Regions from separate parts of the Homo sapiens genome. Here all the other regions are linked to region 1. Evidence: chromatin contacts called from ENCODE Hi-C or POLR2A ChIA-PET data. All regions are on one chromosome and are shown on one strand. Each heading gives the region's core, a stretch centred on a gene start or an enhancer-like site at or near the end of the contact. The rest is flanking DNA. Distances are from core to core; before and after follow the strand shown. Region 1 holds the start of LINC02716 (long intergenic non-protein coding RNA 2716). Region 2 has its middle 15 kb from the start of LINC02690. Region 3 has its middle 19 kb from the start of SLC35C1.

Region 1 (4,649 bases), core at 592-3,091:
GGGAGTCTAAACTGTGACTTTGGCAAGGTGCAATATAAAAATGCTAATACATGTTTATGCACTAAGCTGGAAATAATGCCAAGCCCCTCAGTTAAAAAAAAACCTGTCAAGAATTGCAGTTTCCTTGAGTCGGAGGAACTAAGTGAGCTGTTAAATGAGGACTGTAAACCTGCCACATGGCGACGTTGCTTTGGTTATTAAATAGAAATACCTGCTTTCTATATGCATGCACTGTTGTTTACATGCCTCTGAATTTCTAATTTCTGCAGGAGATTCTGGTGACTGGTGTGCCATTTTCTCAATGTTCACAGTTATTATAACTTTAAATATTTTACCCATATCCTGTAACAATGTCATCCAAGTGTTCTTTAAGTGGTGGTGCTGAAAAACGCACCTGAAAATCGATAACATTGGAAAGGAAGTGAGATGTGATAAAACGTTATGAAGAAGGCCAAACCACCGGCAGGAAATGCTGCACTGTTAATTTAGCAGAGAGTGCGTTATGAAATATTAGCGATAATGCCAGGGAAATAAAAAGCAGCATTAAGGCAAAAATATGCCACAATTGGAGTAATGTATGCAACCTATCCTTTCTACTTTGCATTCATTTCTCTGGCAAAATTAGTCAGAAATTATGCACGCTTTGAATTATGCAAGTTTTTCAGGACCACATGCTTTGCATAAAACTCTACTGCCCTGAGGTTCTCAGTGGGTGGAAGAATGAGTGACCATATTCTAGGGTTATCTTAGGCCAGGCCGTTGTACCCTCCTGTCCTAGGTGGGGATGAAGTGACCTCATGTGTAAAATGGGACCGTTGGACTGGCTTGTCTTTCTTTCCTTATTAGACTATGTCGAGACAGGCACCATTATATTTCTGCCCCAAAGGTGTCTTTTTCTGGACGGATCCCACAGCTGATACCAAACTTGTCTTTATTAACTGTGAGGCTGGCCATTCAAACACCAGGTGCCAGAGAGGGTCCCTCACTCATCGGAATCCGGGTGGGATGAATCCTCGGAGGCAAGGTCCCTCCACCTTCACCCTAGAGTCACACAGAGACTTGCCCTGGCGGCTGGTGACAGGTGGGCGGGAGAAGAAAAGGCCCCTGGGGAGCAGGAGAAAGCCAGGTGCCATGGGGACCCAGCGCCGCTGGAGGGCAGCACCAGCACACAGCTGAGGCCGCCTCTCCCGGAGCCCGGAGGGAGCTGGGTTCCGGTCGCCAGCGGTGCCCGGGTGAGCAGTTCACCCTCACGTCCCTGCTCTGACGAAGTTTCCATTCTTCTGGAGAAGACAAAATAAACGTGAACAAATGAACAAGTGTGCATTGTCAGGCAGCAAGTGTTGGTACAAACAAGATAGTGGTGGGGGTGGGGACACCGTTAAATAGGGGCCAGGGAGGCCTAACCCGGGAGGGGATAGCTGAGATGCCACTTGAGTGGAGAAAACAGTCCGAGATCTGAAGGTGTTCATGGAGAGGGGAAGGGGCCCCTAGAGGAGTCGGGAAAGCCTGGGTCAGGGAAGACGAGAAAACTGAGGAACAGAGAAGCCAGGTAACTTACCCAGGGTCATAGAGCCGGTGAGCTGGGGACAGCGCCTGTCAACGCCCCAGAGCCTTCCACGGCACTGGTTTCTCCGACCTTCCTCTCTAAACAGGACCGTGACAGTGACAGTTTCTGCCCCACTCCCCATTTCTGACCGCAGTCCCCATAAGGAAACAGGGCAGGGATCACTGGCTGTGAGCCCAGCAAGTCCCCTCCCGTGGCTTTCTCAGTTATTAAATGGAAGGGTGGGTCCCCCCATAACTCCGAAGCTCCCCTCTCTAAGCGTCCGCGGGCCGGGAACGCCTGAATTCTGGCTCCCGAGCACCTTCTTGTGGACAGTTTTGGAATCACACGCTCAGCGAGAAAGGGTCGTGGGAAAATGGTCTGTGCTAATTTCGGAGAGGCCAGTGGATTGGAAGGTTATCACTGAGGGTGGGTGCACGTGTGTGTGTGTGTGCGCGCACGTGCATGCGTGCATGCATCTGTGTGCCTGTGTGTGTTGGTCTGTGTGTGAATGTACCTCTGTGCGTATCTGTGTGTATGGTTGTGTGTGAGCACATACTGCCCGAGCCTGTGTGTGTGTGAGTGTGTGTGTGCACTAATGTTTGTTTATATGGGCACAGGCACACACATGTCCATGTCCATGTGTGTGTACCTGCATCTGTATTTTTTCGTCTGGTGTATGGGCTTGTTTTTGTGTGCCTGCATGCATGTGCCCATGTGCGTGTGTGTTTTGGGAACTGGGACACAGAGGATGATATGAGAAGTCCCCAGTCTTTCTCACAAAGGCCTAACCACTCTCCCTGAAGCCAGCTTTCTCCCCTACTTGCTTCTGTCTGCACCATCACCTGAGTTCTCCCACCTGAACTTTTCACCGACATTTTTGATGATTTTTCTGTTTTGTGTCCGTTGAGGCTCATTTGAATGTTACAGATCATAGCTCAAGAAATGATTCTCAGGCCGGGCATGGTGGCTCATGCCTGTAATCCCAGCACTTTGGGAGGCTGAGGCAGGTGGATCGTCTGAGGTCAAGAGTTCAAGACCAGCCTGGCTAACATGGTGAAACCCCGTTTCTACTAATAATAACAAATTAGCCAGGTGTGGTGGCGTGTGCCTGTAATCCCAGCTACTCGGGGGGCTGAGGCAGGAGAATCACTGGAACCGGTGAGGCAGAGGTTGCAGTGAGCTGAGATCCCTGGGTGACACAGCGAGACTCCGTCTAAAAAAAAAGAAAGAAAGAAGTGATTCTCCTCTAGTCTACTCACCCAAATCATGAGTTTCACTTCTCAGGTGGGCTGATCACCCACTGTCCTGTTGAGACCTGGGGACTTGTACAAAGTCGTACCCTGGAGGGTTGAGCAGAAAACCAGGCACATAGTAACTAAGACAATGGCGCGTTAGCAAAGCACTCCACACATCCCGTTCACATGTGTGTCTTACTTGACTCACAAACTGATCTTTCATCCTTTTTTTTTTCCTTTTTTGTGGTGAACAGGGTCTTGCTATATTGCCCAGGCAGGTCTCAAACTACCGGCTGATCTTTCAAGCCTAGGCAAGGTGAGGCTAATTATTCCCATTTTACAGATGAAGACACTGAGGCTCAGAGAGGGAAATAATGAAAATAGTACTGCAGGAACCATCTAACCAATATGCAAACTCTCTCATCCAGTTTTCATAACATCATCAATTCCCTTCTTTAAAAGACAAGGAGATGGAGGCTTTAAAAATGTAAGGCGAGTGCTTAATGCCATATAGCCAATCAGTAGTTGAGGCAGGATTTGAATCTCGCTCCAGAGATTAAAGCCCAAGTCCTAAACACAATGGCAGGCGTGAGGGCCCTGGGCACACACTGACTCAAGCTCTTTCAGCCACACACTGTCCCTTTGCCATGCCTCTGGGGTCCTAAGAACATCCTCCTCTGAGCCCACAGGGAGGTCATTCCCCATCCTGGGTGCCCCTGCTCCTCTCCCAGATGCGGGGCAGGTGAATCTTGTAACCTGTGTCACTCTCAGAGGCTGAGATGGGGACTGAGCATTAATTATGCAATAACCTCGCTGTGGTGTGCCTAATTGTCTGATAACCATAATTGAATCTTATGGATTACACCAACATTATTGCAGGGAGCAGCTTAAGGCAGTTAACAGAAGCTGCACTCACTTTGTGATATCTTCCTCCTGTCTCCTTGCTGGCTGGGCTGTGAGTCCTTTCCTGGGGGCTGAGGGAGGCCTCGAGGTGCAGGGGGCAGGCAGGAGGTGAGTGACAGCACAAATGTCGCATCACCTTATCCCCCCGAGGGCACCATCTTCCTGGCTGAGAAAAGTCTGTGTGGCAGGTGGAATTATCATTTTGTAAATGAGAATGTGGCATCAGAAGGCTGAGAGACTCTCCCAATTTCAGTCTTGCTCATTGCTACTGGTCCTTGCTAGCATCATCTGGGACTGTTTAGACGTGCAGCATCTCAGCTGGGCTCGGTGGCTCACGCTTGTAATCCCAGCACTTTGGGAGGCCAAGGCGTGTGGATCATGAGATCAGGAGTTTGAGACCAGCCTGACCAACATGGTGAAACCCCGTCTCTAAAAATTAGCTGGGCATGGTGGTGCGTGCCTGTAATCCCAGCTACTCAGGAGGCTGAGGTAGGAGAATTGCTGAACCTGGGAGGCGGAGGTTGCACTGAGCCGAGATCACGCCACTGTACTCCAGCCTGCGTGACAGAGCAAGACTCCGTCTCAAAAAAAAAAAAAAAAAAAAAGAAATGCAGCATCTCAGGCCCCACCCTGGACCTACTGAATCAGAAGCTGCATTATTTTTTATTAAATGAATTTTTTTTCTTTAAAGAGATGAGATTTTGCTCTGTCTTCCAGGCTGGAGTGCAGTGGTGCGATTGTGGCTTGCTGCAGCCTCGAACTCCTGGGCTTGAGAGATCCTCCAGCCTCAGCCTCCCTAGTAGCTGGGACTACAGTCGGAGCCACCATGCCTGGCTCTCAGAATCTGCATTGTAATAGCATCTCAGGTGATTTATTTTCACGTTGCCGTTTGCTGAGTGCTGGTTTATGTAATTATTTATTCATTGCCTATGTGGGATCCATTGCCCTTTCTTGTGTCAGCAACA
Region 2 (4,681 bases), core at 1,101-3,600, 35 kb after region 1:
GAAGTGAGGAGCGTCTCTGCCCGGCCGCCCATCGTCTGAGATGTGGGGAGCGCCTCTGCCCCGCTGCCCCATCTGGGATGTGAGGAGCGCCTCTGCCCGGCCGAGACCCCGTCTGGGAGGTGAGGAGCGTCTCTGCCCGGCCGCCCCGTCTGAGAAGTGAGGAGACCCTCTGTCTGGCAACCACCCCGTCTGAGAAGTGAGGAGCCCCTCCGCCCGGCAGCTGCCCCGTCTGAGAAGGGAGGAGCCTCTCCGCCCGGCAGCCACCCCATCTGGGAAGTGAGGAGCGTCTCCGCCCGGCAGCCACCCCGTCCGGCAGGGAGGTGGGGGGGGGGTCAGCCTCCCGCCCGGCCAGCCGCCCCATCCGGGAGGGAGGTGGGGGGGTCAGCCCCCCGCCTGGCCAGCCGTGCCGTCCGGGAGGGAGGTGGGGGGGTCAGCCCCCCGCCCGGCCAGCCGCCCCGTCCGGGAGGTGAGGGGCGCCTCTGCCCGGCCGCCCCTACTGGGAAGTGAGGAGCCCCTCTGCCCGGCCAGCCGCCCCGCCCGGGAGAGAGGTGGGGGTGTCAGCCCCCCGCCCGGCCAGCCGCCCCGTCCGGGAGGGAGGTGGTGGGGGTCAGCCCCCGCACCCGGCCAGCCGCCCCGTCCGGGAGGTGAGGGGCGCCTCTGCCCGGCCGCCCCTACTGGGAAGTGAGGAGCCCCTCTGCCCGGCCAGCCGCCCCGTCCGGGAGGGAGGTTGGGGGGTCAGCCCCCCGCCCGGCCAGCCGCCCCGTCCGGGAGGGAGGTGGGGGGGGTCAGCCCCCCTGCCCGGCCAGCCGCCCCGTCCGGGAGGTGAGGGGCGCCTCTGCCCGGCCGCCCCTACTGGGAAGTGAGGAGCCCCTCTGCCCGGCCACCACCCCGTCTGGGAGGTGTGCCCAACAGCTCATTGAGAACGGGCCAGGATGACAATGGCGGCTTTGTGGAATAGAAAGGCGGGAAAGGTGGGGAAAAGATTGAGAAATCGGATGGTTGCCGTGTCTGTGTAGAAAGAAGTAGACATGGGAGACTTTTCATTTTGTTCTGCACTAAGAAAAATTCCTCTGCCTTGGGTTCCTGTTGATCTGTGACCTTACCCCCAACCCTGTGCTCTCTGAAACATGTGCTGTGTCCACTCAGGGTTAAATGGATTAAGGGCGGTGCAAGATGTGCTTTGTTAAACAGATGCTTGAAGGCAGCATGCTCGTTAAGAGTCATCACCAATCCCTAATCTCAAGTAATCAGGGACACAAACACTGCGGAAGGCCGCAGGGTCCTCTGCCTAGGAAAACCAGAGACCTTTGTTCACTTGTTTATCTGCTGACCTTCCCTCCACTATTGTCCCATGACCCTGCCAAATCCCCCTCTGTGAGAAACACCCAAGAATTATCAATAAAAAAATAAATTAAAAAAAAAAATAAATAAATAAATCCAGCAAAAATAAAAATAAAAAATAAAATCCCCTTGAATACATTTGAGGTAATGTTGTAGTTTTCAGCTCCTCCCACGAGAGATTTTATGGAGTGCCTAACTGTGCTACCCGGGTGCTGCTCCTGTCGTTAGTGGTGGCACCCAGGAGGAATTAAAATTACAAGAGTGTTTCCTTCCAGATGTTGTTGCTACAGGCTCAAGGTGCTCTTTTAACTGGGACATCAGGCTTTCTTGAAATAGACAAGAATTCTAGAAACATGACATTGTGCCTGATTCATCGCTTCAACTTGCCACTGACTCATTCTCTCCTTGATAGGTTATTCAACAGTAACTTTAATTACATCATTTACTTATTGTTTTCTTCCTTGATTTATTCTCTTTCTACAATTCTTGTTTATCATCTCAGTGATTGGACCATCTCACCTCTGAGACTTGGGTAGAATTCTGTGGACTCTGGAAATAGACATGGAGGTTTTCATGTATCTCTGTTAATGTGTACAAACACCCCCAGGCTTGTACACTTGAAATACATCAGTAGGAAGGGTAGTTCTCAATTTGCTAGTGTTTCACACAGCTTGTCTTATTTAATGATCTCAGCTGCCCTATGAAGTAGATACCATCCTATTAAAAAATGCAGGAGCAGAGGCTCTGAGAGGGGACTGTAACTTACCCAAGATCATGTGGTAGATTGCAAAACTGGTTCCAAATCCCTACCCTTCCCTGTACGCACACCTTTTGCCATTCATCTGCAATGTCCTTTTCTGATTCTGGGCTCAGCAATATAACTTGCTCTGGCCAACAGGATAACAACAGCAAATGTGATGTAAGCAAAAGCTTGAGAAATACTTGTGCAACTAATCATGTTTGCCTTCTCTCTTGTACCTGTGCCATTGCCATGAGAACATGCCTGGGCTAGGATTAGAGACACTTGGAGCAGAGCTGAGTCATCCCAGCTGTCCCAGTTGAGGCCAGCCTAGGTCAGTCGATGGCAACCAAGCCCTAAGCATGTTAGTGAGCCCAGCCATGATCAGCACAACCACCTAGCCAACCATCCCAGACCTGTGATCAATAAAGCCTTACTATTCCATACCACCTAGGTTTTGTGATTATTTATTTCACAGAATTATTATGGCAGTATGTAACTGATAGAAGCGGTGTACAGGGAAGAGTATTTGTTAGTCCGTTTTCACACTGCTGATAAAGACATATGCGAGACTGAGCAATTTACAAAAGAAAGAGGTTTAATGGACTTACAGTTCCACGTGGCTGGGGAAGCCTCACAATTGTGGTGAAAGGTGAAAGTCACATCTCACATGGCAGCAGACAAGAGAAGAAGAGCTTGTGCAGGGAAACTCCCCTTTTAAAAACCATCAGATCTCATGATACTTATTCACTATCATCAGAATAGCCTGGGAAAGACCTGTCCCCATGATTCAGTTACTTCCCACCGTGTCACTCCCACAACAAGTGGGAATTCAAGATGAGATTTGGGTAGGGACACAGCAAAACCATATTAGAGCAGATCTCTGGAATTGGGCAGGCCAAGGTTTGAATCCCATCTGTTATTTGGAGTGTGTGTTTCTTTTTGAGACTAATCTCCTTACCCTTGAAATGAGGTAATATACTTCCCTCATAGGGTTGCTGGGAAGATTAAACACGAGGTGAAGTAAATAAAGCCCCAGGGACATAAGCAAAAAATAATGGCTTCTCACAGCAATGCTCCAGAACATACAACAAGGGAATACTGGGCCCAGTCCCAGGACTATCCAAGTGTGAAGCCAACACCTTTTCACATCAACTCCAAGGTAAGGATTAAGAACAGAATGGCCTGGTTCTAATCTTACCATGAAATGCTGCTCCCCTGAATCTTCCATTGCAGTATAGAGAGCAGGACAGGCCTTTAAAAAATTAATGTTGCTTAAATTTAGGAGCCTGAAAAAAAAGCCAAATCCAAGATTTTCCTTTGGACTTGTGGTTTTGCCAGATAGGTGGCAGTGATTTCGGGAAGGAGGGTTGCTTTTGTCCTGGGTATGGGTGTGTTTCAAAGTCCTCCGGGCACAGTTGGGAGCAGGGGCCAGCCTGGCTGCGTTTGCCCTGACTCTGTTGGTTGCCCCTCTGCATGCACATGCATTTTTGATGACAGATCATTCAGGAAATGTGAATGTTTCCCTGGGAGGCTTTGCTTTTTTCACCTGGCCTTCTTTTCTGGGCCTCCTGTGGGGCTGCCCTTTCCCTTCCTTTGAAGCCATTGTCTTCTTGACATGAAAAATGTACTCAGGTACGCTTATGGCTAATTATCTCAAGGGGGAAGAAAAAACAAAATGAACTCAAGGCTGAAATATAGAACCATTAACTCTGTAAACTCTGAAAAGTCATAAGACACTTTTTTAAAATTAAAAAAATACATATACATTTGAAATAGTTTCTTCTTAAACAGATAAACAGAATTAACTTGGGATGTTTCCTACACAATTTAGCTTCCTTCTCTCTCCCTCCACTCCCACCCCAGATAGCTCACTTCCCTTTATCATCTCTGATGCTGATGATGGGTGACAACAGTTAGCTGCACTGTACTCTGCCTCTAACTTATTTTATGACCTTGGATAAGTTACATGGCATTTCTGAGCTTCTGCTTCTCATAAGTAAGATGACATTGCTATTACATTTCTTTAAAACTTTTTTTAGTACTGTAAAACAATAATTTATTACCTCTTGCAGTTCCATGGGCTGACTGGACTCCACTGGGAGTTCTTGATGTCTCTCGTGTGGTTGTGTGAGATAGTGGCTGGGACTGGACTCATCTGAAGGCTTGACTGGGCTGGATGCCCAAGATAGCCCACTTTTAGACAGAGGTGGCTGGCAGTTGATGCTGACTGTCAGCTGGGGACTCAGCTGAGAGTGTTAACTGGAGTCCCTAGACGTGGCTTCTCCACATGGCTTGGGCTTCTCATGGAAGGGCACCTGGATTCTGAGAGAGAGCATCCCAAGAGACACAAGTGGAAATGATAAGGCTTCTTATGACGTAGACTGGAGGTACTGAGACATCACTTTTGCTACATTAGAAGGTTAGATGCTGACATTTTATGATTTCACAACTTGGATCCTCTGTCCTCTGATACTGAATCAGATAGTAGTTTATGGAGCTGAGCAGAGAGCCAGCTGGTCCTGGGCACAGAGGAGGCTGTGTTCCATGCTGAAGACAAGAACATATGGTGGACGTACCATCCTAACTATCTGGGAAGGG
Region 3 (4,619 bases), core at 1,967-4,466, 52 kb before region 1:
GCAATCTCAACACGGGAAACCTCACCCAGCCTGGACACGGACAGGATTGACAGATTGATAGCTCTTTCTCAATTCTGTGGGTGGTGGTGCATGGCCATTCTTTGTCTGGTTAATTCCGATAACAAATGAGACTTTGAAATGCTAACTAGTAGAGACGGGGTTTCACCATGCTGGCCAGGGTAGTCTCAAACTTCTGACCTCAAGTGATCCACCCGCCTCAGCCTCCCAACGTGCTGGGATTACAGGCATGAGCCACCACGCCCAGCCCCTCCCTCTATTTTATAGACATGGAAACAGAGGCATGGGGGAAGTTAAGTGATTTTGGATACACTGCTAAAAACCAGTGTATCTCAAATGCAGTGGAAACATGGCCTTGCCTCACAGGATTAGGACTAAATGAAGTGAAGGATGTAAAGAGGCTAGCTCAGGCCCAGCACATATTAGGCACTCAAGAAGGGCAGGTCCTCCCTCCTTCTGGCATAGGGGAATGAAAGATGAGGTGAGGCAGGGACCCAAGGTACTGTGACCTGGGGAGGCAGCAGGGCTGGACTCACTGGCTGGCTGGAAAATCAGATAACCCTTCTGTGGCTACAGAGCAAGATGTGTGGGTGCCAGACCCCTGGCCTGGTAGAAATGACAGCTGGCCTTACCCCCAGCCCACAGGCACCCTCCACCTGCCTGAAAATCCTCTGAGAATGAATTCTGTCTTCCTCCCGAGCCAGCCTGTACCTGGACAGAAAGCTGATGGGCAGTGGAGGGTGTAGAAATAAACAATGACCAGGCGGGGCACGGTGGCTCACACCTGTAATTCCAGCACTTTGGGAGACTGAGGTGGGTGGATCACCTGAGGTCAGGAGTTCGAGACCAGCCTGGCCAACATGGTGGAACTCCGTCTTTGCTAAAAATACAAAAAAATTACCTGGGTGTGGTGGTGCATGCCTGTAATCCCAGCTACTTGGGAGGCTGAAGCAGGAGAATTACTTGAACCCGGGAGGCGGAGGTTACAGTGAGCTGAGATCATACTACTGCACTCCAGCCTGGGTGTCAGAGTGAGATTCCATCTCAAAAAAAAAAAAAAAAAAAAGAAAAAGAAAAAGAAATAAACAATGACCACACAAGTAAGACCACACAGAGGCTTTTTATTCAGAGCCATAGCAAGGGAGTTGGCCACCACTACATATATTCGGCAAAGACTCAAAGTCAGGCAGAGTGAGGAAGATTTGCAGTGAGAAAAAGGGAAGGCTTCAGGTGTGCCCTCACCGGAGGCTGCTGGCATGGGGGTGCTGGAGGCAGCTAACTAGAAGCTGGACATCCTACGTGATTGATTGGTCCTGAGTTGGATGTGGCGGTTGTACTGGTGGGGAGGGTGTCAGGGGGACACAAGGAAACTGGCAGTCACTGGCAATCATTGACCAAGTCCTGATCCTTCTGGGCCAATTGCTGCAGAGGTGGTGGTTTGGTTTCCAGGGCTGATCATGATGGAGGTTGTAGGAAAGAGTTCTATTATCATATACGGTTTGGCCATTGTCCGTTTGTATATTTGGTCTCTCGGTGTGCAGAGAGGGAGGCCTTTCTATGTGATTTGGGACATGTTGCTAACCTCTCTGTGCCATGGTTTCCTTACCTGTGAATGGGATGTTAATAGTACCTGTTTCAGATGTGAATATATATCAAGTTCTTAGACTAGCAACTGGCATGTGGCGAGTACCCAACACAATATTAGTTATTATTTTAAAAATTATGGGCATAATTGGTGTGGTTCACACCTGTGTAATCCCAGCACTTTGGGAAGCTGAGATAGAAGGATTGCTTAAGGCCAGGAGTTCGAGACCAGCCTGAGCAACATAGCAAGATCTCATCTCTTCAAAAGATAAAAAAAATTAGCTGGGCATAATAGCTGGCACCTGTAGTCCCAGCAACTCAGGAAGCTGAGGCAGGAGGATTGCTTGAGCCCAGGAGTTCAAGGTTACAGTGAGCTAGGATTGTGCCCCTGAACTCTAGCCTGGGTGGCAGAGCAATTTTTTTTTTTTTTTTGCGGTGTAGTCTCACACTGTTATCTGGGCTGGAGTGCAGTGGCGTGATCTCGGTTCACTGCAACCTTCACCTCCTGGGTTCAAGTGATTCTCCTGCCTCAGTCTCCTGAGTAGATGGGATTATAGGCACCCACCATGATGCCCAGCTAATTTTTTTGTATTTTTAGTAGAGATGGGGTTTCACTGTGTTGGCTGGGCTGGTCTCAAACTCCTGACCTTGTGATCTGCCCGCCTCGGCCTCCCAAAGTGCTGGGATTCTAGGCATGAGCCACCGCACCGGGCTGACAGAGCAATTTTTAAAAAGTATTAGTATTATTATACTCAATGGAAAGGGCACTGGCCTGGGAGGAGGGCTCTGGGTAGCTCTGGTCCTGGTTCTGCCCCATCGCACTGTGACCTCAGCCTTCTTGAGGCTCCTCTGAGTCTCAGTCTTGTCAGCAGAGCAGGGGGCTGAGCTCTGACTTCCAAACTGGTTCCCAGCTCTAATGTTATCAATTCCCCACTGGGTGTGTAGTGACAGCCTGCCATCGCCCCTCCCTTCCCCATACCCACACTCCATCTACGCTCCCAGCACACCTGGATGGGCAGCTGCGGCGCAGCAGGCTCTGCTGTCCCCATTTCAGCTGGTTTCAGGTCCTAAATTTAGTCCTTTCATAGAAGCCACGGTGTGTGGGAGGAGGGCTCCCGGTAGATCTGGTCCTGGTTCTACCCATCACACTGTGGGTGAGGGCTGTATGTGGTGGGGGCAGCTCTTCCACCCATGTGGTGCACTCCGAAGAGAATCAGGCAGGAGGCCAGGAGGGCTGAGCACTGCATTCCATTTTGTCATCAATGCACTTGTTGCAGGACAATCAAAGACTGGAGAGACGGAAAAGAAGTTTCAGGAGAGTTTATTAAGGTGATCACCGGCCCAGCCGGACATATGTCCAGAAAGTCTGAGCCCCAAACAAAGGGCTTTTCCTACTTTTAAACATCTTAAGGGGGGAACTACGTGAGGCGGGAAGCGAGTTACAGAAGCAAGAAACAAAGGCAGCATTACAACATTTCTTACATCTTGAGAGAAACATGTCTTGCAACCTAAACTTACCAGTCTTGTGACCCTGCAGCTGTGCAGGAACTCGCTGGGCCTGTAATAAACTTTGAGGAATGTGGAGTTGGGGAGTATAGATAAGGTTCACTGTCCACAGAGAGGAGACAGGCTGTGAACATTCCCTTTTAACTTGAGTGTAAGGGGGAAGGGGTCACACTTTGCAGCAACTTTAAGAGAATTTTAAAATTTCTGTTACTACTACTATTAGGTTATAGTTGATTTCATTAATTCCTTCTTCATGCTGGGCGAGTCCTTTGACCCTTTGGGGCCTCAGTTTTTCATCTGGCAACTAATTTTTTTTTTTTTTTGAGACAGAGTCTTGCTCTGTCACCCAGGCTGGAGTGCAGTGGTGTGATCTTGGCTCACTGCAAACTCCACCTCCCAGGTTCAAGTGATTCTCCTGCTTCAGCCTCCTGAGTAGCTGGGATTACAGGCGCGCACCACCAGGCACAGCTAATTTTTGTATTTTTTATAGGGATGGGGTCTTGTCATGTTGCCCAGGCTGGTGTCTAACTCCTGACCTCAAGTGATCTGCCCACCTTGGTCTCCCAAAGTTGGGATTATAGGCGTGAGCCATTGTGTCAGGCCTGGCAATTAAATTTTATATATGTTGACACCTTAAGCCACCATGTTATCTTTTTTTTTTTGAGACAAAGTCTTGTTTTGTTGCCAGGCTGGAGTGCAGTGATGCGATCTCGGCTCACTGCAACCTCTGCCTCCCGGGTTCAAGGGATTCTCCTGCCTCAGTCTCCCGAGTAGCTGGGACTATAGCCATGTGCCACCGTGCCCAGCTAATTTTTGTATTTTTAGTAGAGATGGGGTTTCAGCATGTTGTCCAGGATGGTCTCAATCTCTTGACCTTGTGATCCGCCCACCTCGGCCTCCCAAAGTGCTGGATTACAGGTGTGAGCCACCGTGCCCGGCCTATGTTATCCTTTAAAGTAGAACAACTTTCCTTTCTTTCAGAGGAGGAAAAAAATCAGAGAGAGGTTAAGTGAGTTCGCTAAGCCCACACAGCTAGCACATGGTTTGAGTCTAGATCTTTAGACCCTAAGACCTAGTCTTTTTTTTTTACCTTTAGATAATCTCAACTTTACTTCCATTATGGGATTACTATGATGATAACATGAAAATAATAAATTTTATACCAGGGAGGCAACATGGTTTTACAGTTGAGAGCCAGACTGCCTATGTTTGATTTCTAGTTCTGGTACTTATTAGCTGTGTGACCTCAGACAAATTACTTAACCTCTCTGTGCCTCAGTTCTTATCTGTGAGATGGAAGATAATAATTGTACCCACATAGGGTTGTTATGAGGATTAAGTGAATTAATATTTGCGAAACACTTTCAACCATGCCTGACCTCCAGTAAAGTTTATTTAAATGTTTGCTTAATTTAAAAAATAGCTCTCTTGCCAATCAGCATATGACCTTAAGCAGGAAGAAAGTGTCTGTGATTAGGATCAGGAGACTCATGGTCTACTTTAGGCACAGC

Evidence for each region. A loop is a pair of places that touch in the nucleus more often than their neighbours do. ChIA-PET counts read pairs that join two places held with the same protein, here RNA polymerase II (POLR2A). Pooled maps may share reads with other maps.
Region 2: a map of mammary epithelial cell shows a loop between it and region 1 (4-fold over the local background). The contact joins the enhancer-like site here to the promoter of LINC02716 in region 1. A Hi-C loop is called at or near these places in 5 of 168 maps with a recorded cell type or tissue (CD4-positive, alpha-beta T cell, ascending aorta, chondrocyte and 2 more) and 13 of 50 pooled maps. POLR2A ChIA-PET finds 5 or more read pairs at or near these places in 2 of 52 experiments (WTC11 and activated T-cell).
Region 3: a map of Caco-2 shows a loop between it and region 1 (2.0-fold over the local background). The contact joins the enhancer-like site here to the promoter of LINC02716 in region 1. A Hi-C loop is called at or near these places in 1 of 168 maps with a recorded cell type or tissue (Caco-2) and 2 of 50 pooled maps. POLR2A ChIA-PET finds 5 or more read pairs at or near these places in 4 of 52 experiments (GM10248, PC-9, WTC11 and 1 more).

What each region holds. Positions count from the first base shown.
Region 1 is chr11:45,768,624-45,773,272 of GRCh38, reverse strand. LINC02716 (long intergenic non-protein coding RNA 2716) reads right to left here and starts at 1,841. Exons shown (of 2, transcript NR_027134.1): 1 at 1,559-1,841; 2 at 915-1,280. RefSeq lists an enhancer at 1,648-2,149.
Region 2 is chr11:45,734,265-45,738,945 of GRCh38, reverse strand. No RefSeq gene overlaps it. Among named protein-coding and RNA genes, the nearest start is that of LINC02690, 15 kb to the left of the region's middle. Within about 2 kb of position 2,350, at least 4 of the 41 ENCODE cell types and tissues checked have a DNase peak (open chromatin) inside an H3K27ac peak, as active enhancers do; they include gastrocnemius medialis and mammary epithelial cell, where a contact is called at or near this core.
Region 3 is chr11:45,822,133-45,826,751 of GRCh38, reverse strand. No RefSeq gene overlaps it. Among named protein-coding and RNA genes, the nearest start is that of SLC35C1, 19 kb to the right of the region's middle. RefSeq lists an enhancer at 2,810-2,899. Within about 2 kb of position 3,216, at least 2 of the 41 ENCODE cell types and tissues checked have a DNase peak (open chromatin) inside an H3K27ac peak, as active enhancers do; they include PC-9, where a contact is called at or near this core.